2 separate regions of the Homo sapiens genome follow, and region 1 is linked to region 2. A link is a loop called in an ENCODE intact Hi-C map of the cell type or tissue named here. Cell type or tissue: MCF 10A. All regions are shown on one strand. Each heading gives the region's core, and the rest is flanking DNA. Links, peaks and the distances in the headings are about the cores only.

What was found. Peaks named below come from ENCODE experiments on the same cell type or tissue, not always from the same donor. Only the 100,000 strongest peaks of a DNase experiment are listed, where the experiment ranks them.
Region 1: a loop joins it to region 2, with 5 times the contacts of the local background. A loop is called at or near these places in 2 of 110 quality-filtered maps.

What each region holds. Positions count from the first base shown.
Region 1 is chr10:106,558,130-106,561,051 of GRCh38, forward strand. No RefSeq gene overlaps it. Among named protein-coding and RNA genes, the nearest start is that of LINC02624, 420 kb to the left of the region's middle. In MCF 10A, for the core only: no CTCF peak of the experiment used is centred there; DNase peaks (open chromatin) are centred at 392 and 1,502.
Region 2 is chr10:106,505,349-106,508,270 of GRCh38, forward strand. No RefSeq gene overlaps it. Among named protein-coding and RNA genes, the nearest start is that of LINC02624, 370 kb to the left of the region's middle. In MCF 10A, for the core only: no CTCF peak of the experiment used is centred there; DNase peaks (open chromatin) are centred at 1,403 and 1,693.

The sequences.
Region 1 (2,922 bases), core at 254-2,753, 53 kb after region 2:
CCTCTCACTGCTCAACTCCATGCCATGTGTTTTTCTTCACTTCCCATCCTGCTTATAACCTTCTCCTAGATACCACAGACAGCACAATCTCTGAACACACTTGTCCCCACACAGTCCAGCTCCTTCCTGACCTCTCACAACATTCGGCACTGCAAACTGACCTCATCTTCCCTTTCCTCCTGCTATCATGTCCCGTGCAATTCTGAACTCTTTTCTTGATTCCTTTCAAAAATTCTGGTTTTTTCCTCCTTCTTGCAAATGTATCCATTTTTCAAGAGGCTAAACTGAACCGTCTTCCTTCCTTCCCCTTTGGCCAAGCCATTCCTTGCCGAGTTTATATTATTGCTTATTTATATTATTGCTCATCCCCTATTTTTCATGGTTCAGTTCCAGGTTAGTATTTCAACAGCCTGCTAGATGTTTGCACATGGGAGGGCCACTGATATTACAAAGTCAATCTTTGCAGAAGCAAACACATTATCTCTCTGTGTCTCCTCAACATGTCCTCTAACTTCTTTATTCTTGCCAACGACGCCATCATCTGACCAGTCCCATATACCCTATCTGATGACGACAGATAGTTTAAAAATAAGAAAATTTTGAATAGTTCTTAACATCTAATTTACTGAAAGTCTTGCTAAAAATAACCCTCATAATTTATCCTCATAAATGTTTCTCCTGACGTTCCTCTTCTTCAACACACTGCCTTAGCTGAGGTCTCCTTGTTTGGCCTCTTTACCATTGCACCAGACTTCTGATTTGTTTTCCTGCCCCAAATATCCTCTGGAATGGGAGGCACCAGATGTAAGGTAAAAATCCCTAAGACATTCCAATGATAAACCATCTATATTGGTCTTATTAATAATTCATGTCCCTAAATTCTTTGTTATCTCCCCCTTCAAGAGTTGGAGCCCAGTTCCTTCCTCTGACTCCTGCCCCTGCCCATGTTTGAGAGTAGGCGGGACTTAGTGACCCACTTCTTTTTTTTTTTTTTCCCTTGAGACGGAGTCGGGGTCTCACTCACTGGGCTCACTGCAACCTCCGCCTCCCGGGTTCAAGCGATTCTTCTGCCTCAGCCTCCCGAGTAGCTGGGACTACAAGCACATTCCACCATGCCTGGCTAATTTTCTGTATTTTTAGTAGAGACGGGGTTTCACTGTGTTAGCCAAGATGGTCTTAATCTCCTGACCTTATGATCTGCCCACCTTGGCCTCCCAAAGTGCTGGGATTATAGGCGTGAGCCACCACGCCTGGCCAGTGACCTATTTCTAATAATAGAATAGAGCAGAAGTGACAGGGTGCAACTTCAGGGACTAGGTCATTAAAAGCATGAGGCTTCCTCCTCATTCACTTTCTCTTGGAACGCTCTAGGGGAAGCTATGTCATGAAATGGCATGAAGACATTTAGGCAGCCTGTAGAAAAGCCCATGTGGTGAGGAACTAAATGTTCCAGTGAAAGCCATGAGATTGAGCTATCTTGGGGGATCCTCCGGCCCACTCAAGTCCTCCTACGATTGTAGTACTGGCCAACAGTTTGACCACAGCCTCATAAACCCTTGAGTCAGAATCACCTAGCTTACTCACTTCTGGATTTCTACCTCTTTGAAACTGCAGAAGTAACAATGTTTGTTTTTTTAAGCTGCAACATTCTGGGGCAATATCTTATGCAGTGATAGATAACTAATACACCATCCATCTTACACTCTGCTCCAAAGTAAACTTTAAAAGCAGAGTTCTGAGCATACCATTTCACTGCTAAAAACTTCTAAAGGCTTTGGAATTGAATTTTCGTCTCTTGATAAAGACCTATCTTTTCAGTCTGTTAGTTAAGGCCTTCCATGATCTATCACCAACCCATCTCTTTAGCTTTATATCCCAAAATACTCTCTATTGCCATTGCTGTTTCAGCCAATCTGGAAGATGATCTATTCTCTGTTTAATATGCTCTTTCCTATCTTAATCCTGTTCCCAAAAGAAATGTAGTAAAGTTTTTCATGATGATCAGAGAGGCTTTTAGCTTCATCATTATTTGAAAACTTTTTCCTTAAGGAAATACAGACATGAATGCTTCTCTTAAGTACAGCAGAAGGATAGAGACTTAGAATGAAAGATGAAGAGAAGAATATGTTTTGGGTCAGCTGGGTGCGGTGGCTCACGCCTATAATCCCAGCACTTTGGGGGGCTGAGGCGGGCGGATCACTTGAGGTCAGGAGTTTGGGACCAGGCTGGCCAACATGGCGAAACCCCGTCTTTACTAAAAATACAAAAAATTAGCCGGGCGTGGTGGTGCGTACCTGTAATCCCAGCTACTCAGGAGGCTGAGGCAGGAGAATCGCTTGAACCCAGGAGGCGGATGATGCTGTGAGCCGAGATCGCGTGCCCCTGCTCTCCAGCCTTGGCGGCAGAGTGAGACTCCATCTCAGAAACAAAGAATATGTTTTGCGTCATCTGGTATTTCTGCAGATGAGGACACTGGAACAACTATTTTGGTTGGTCAGGAGCGTGACTCCGTCCTCTTTTCTGCTCCATCTCTCTATTGACTTTGGGCCCACTTCTTCCAGAGCTGCTATTTCTGAACTGTGTCAGGGTGTCCACCACTCTGGCTCTGCTTGACCAGGATGTATATGAAACCTCCCTGATATTAAAAAATTGTGCTCGATTTCATTCGTCACCTGGCTAGAGAAATTTATCTCTAATCCTTTTCTTTCTTTTCTTTTATCCGTTATATGTTTAAGTGCTGTTCTTCATGCTTTTACTTTGAGGAAAGTGTGCTTATGCAAAAACAGTTAACATTTTAAATTTTACTAAAAAAACAAAATTCTATCTCAGTCCTTAGGCACTAGTAGCTGCTTTAGCAAAGGCAGAATTTTGATTTCTCCTGCCTGGTGCTTTTGCGTTTACGATGGGGGCATCTCAAGTCCT
Region 2 (2,922 bases), core at 269-2,768:
ACCATGAAAGAATATGTTCAGGGTTTAATGTTGTGTCCTGATATTTTTCTGTATGAATCTTATATCCCCAAAGTCTGACCAGAGTTGATAGAAATAGATCTTTCCCTTACAGGGAAGGAAATTTTAGTGGAATAGGTCTTCCTTTCTGAATGTAACATTTTCACATAGTGTTTGTTAATTCATGGATGTATAGCTATTCTTGAGTTTACCATGCGATGTTGGTTAAATCATAACTGAAGTCTATTCTCTAGTTTACCAAGGGTCAAAGCCTATTTCATTTAAGCCACACTTGTACTCATTATATACGGCAAGGTATAAAAAGCCAAAAACTACAGAGTACAGAAATGTTCTATACACTCATGGACTGATAGATAATTATGGGTGTGGTTCCCTTTAGTAGAGCTACCATCTCCATTACAGATCCACCATTAGGCCAAATTCCGATATCCGTAGCATGTTTTCTCTCATCCTCATTCAGTCTTTCCTACTGCCATTGTGTTTCTATCTACAATTGCAGAGAAAGTCCATCTAAATTCATGATTTCATTTGGGTCACTTATAATTGCCTATTTTGATTCCCATGAGAACCTGGCATTAAATGGTTAAACAGTAGACAAAAGGTGGCATTACTCGGAAGAGGCCTTAAAACACAAGAATATAATACAACTATGTCTGTAATTTAGTAAATATAGTCAATATGGTAAATTTTAGTGTTGAATTAACATATGAAACAAAATAAATGTACCACCATATAAGAATAAAATCAGTCCTCCAGAGAGCTAGCAGATGGTTAAGCTTGGATTTAGAGGTCTAAGAATTGTCTTGTTACTTCTATAACCTTCATGATACCCTCTTACCTTCTCATCTAGGTGTGTAACATGCATCCCACCCAAAACATGTGCTTGCAAATAATGCTTTAGAGAGTAACATGAACTTAGACAAGCCTATGGACCATCTGAATTCAGAATCTGCTTTTACCTGTGGCCACAGAGGTCTATTTACCTCCAATCTCTAGCAGTCTACTAGACTTAACTGATCCCATAAAGCTGTACCAAAATTCTTCCAACTCTTCAAATGCAAAAAAAAAAAAAAAAAAAAAAAAAACAGCCTTCTGTTTTTGGAGTTCTACCTCTGGCAGTTTCTTCCTACTTCACTCTCACGAATTCAGGGCACAGTAAATGTCTCTTACCAGGCTAGCTCAGCTTCTATGATATACTCTCATAGTATGCTAGTATGCTCTTTGTTTCTCTGTTAACACCCACACACACTGTAATAAACTCAGTTTGTGTAATAGTACAATGAGTTTAGAGATGAGATGATACAAGGTTGGCATCTAGAATGAAACAACTTCCCTCAGAGGTCCTCAGAATTCCCTGGGAGTGGCAGCCTCTCAAGCAGCACTGTCTTGGTACATTCTGTGGCCATTGCGAAATTCCCCAAACATTCTGTAACAAAGGTTATAAAGATGGTCCTTGATTGGCAGGTGTCGAGGGAGAACTTTGCAAAAGAATTTTATGCAAAATTGGAGTTGAGTTCCAGGGTAGACTGGGTACGGACCTCATCCTCACTGGTTAGAAACAATGGAAAACCCCACATGGAAAGTCGCTGGTTTAACAGCATTGAGGCAGGTTGGATCCCAGGGCCAGAAGAGGAAAGTGATTAAAATAAGATAGGAGATGGTGTTTCACCATTTCCTTACTCAGACTCTATTTGTATCACCTAAAATTCCTCGGATATGCGCTTCCTGGGGAAGTGACTCATTCCTTCTCATGACTGCTTCATGCAGAACACATAATATCTTAGGTAAAGGTAGTAAATACATTTTTAGGTCTGTCACAAAGGGCTGCCATTTTTGCCCTCTGTCACATCTGGTATCATCTCCTAGGTACCAAATTAATTGTTTTTGTTCTCATTTTTTAGGAATTTACTGGCCACTAAATAATCATGTCAACCAGCCTGTTTTTGACTGGAGGCTTAGGGAAACACTGTGCTGGGAGGAAACAGTCCCAAACTCCTTTCGCTGTAATTTCAATCTTGTTCTTGTTTTATGTGGCTTTCCCTTGATTGTTAGATACACATATTTCTGGTAGGATCTTTTTCTTCTTCCTTTCTTCTCTACTGCTATTCCAAGGACTTAAATTTCCAGTCAAGTACCTCCTAACCCCACATTTCTTTATAGATTAATCTTACAGTATAATCACACATTTTTAAGGAATCCTTTCTACTAAATAATAACTAACATTTGTTGAACTTTTACTATAGACTTGGCACCATTTTAGGCACTTTACATGTATTCGCTCTTTTGATCTGTATAGTAACTCTGTGGAGAAAGGTACTCTGCATGCTCTATAAATGAAGCAATTGAGACACAAACACAGCTAGTAAATGACAGACTGGGATTCAAAGCCACAGAGTCTAGCTTCAGAGCCCAAATTCTTAGCTACATCATTTTAATACGATTCAAGTGTCATCAATGGGGTTAAATATATGCCAGCCCCATCACAAGATACAGCAAAATAATAGCAAGCACTTCACACAAAGCTAAGATCCAGATTAAAAGTTTGTGTTGAAATCACTAAATTAGCAATTTCAACTTCTGAAACATAAATTGGATTGTAATAGATATCAATGGGAGGTCTTTGTTTAATCTGGGAAAATAATTATAGTCACCAATGGTATGGCACCTGCTATAAATAGGAAAAAGCAGTGGCACAGATCTACTGATGACTGGTACTATCGTATCTACTTTGGGAGATATGGATTTAATATTGGATCCAAAGCTGATTTTTAAAGGTCTGACCTTTAAAAATCTACTTTCCTAAGGCTCCATTTCCTCATATAAAAATGGTGCTGGGAAAAAACATTTCGCTAGATGTCTACTACATGACAAGCTCTCTGTTGATAATGTGGATGCATTACTTCA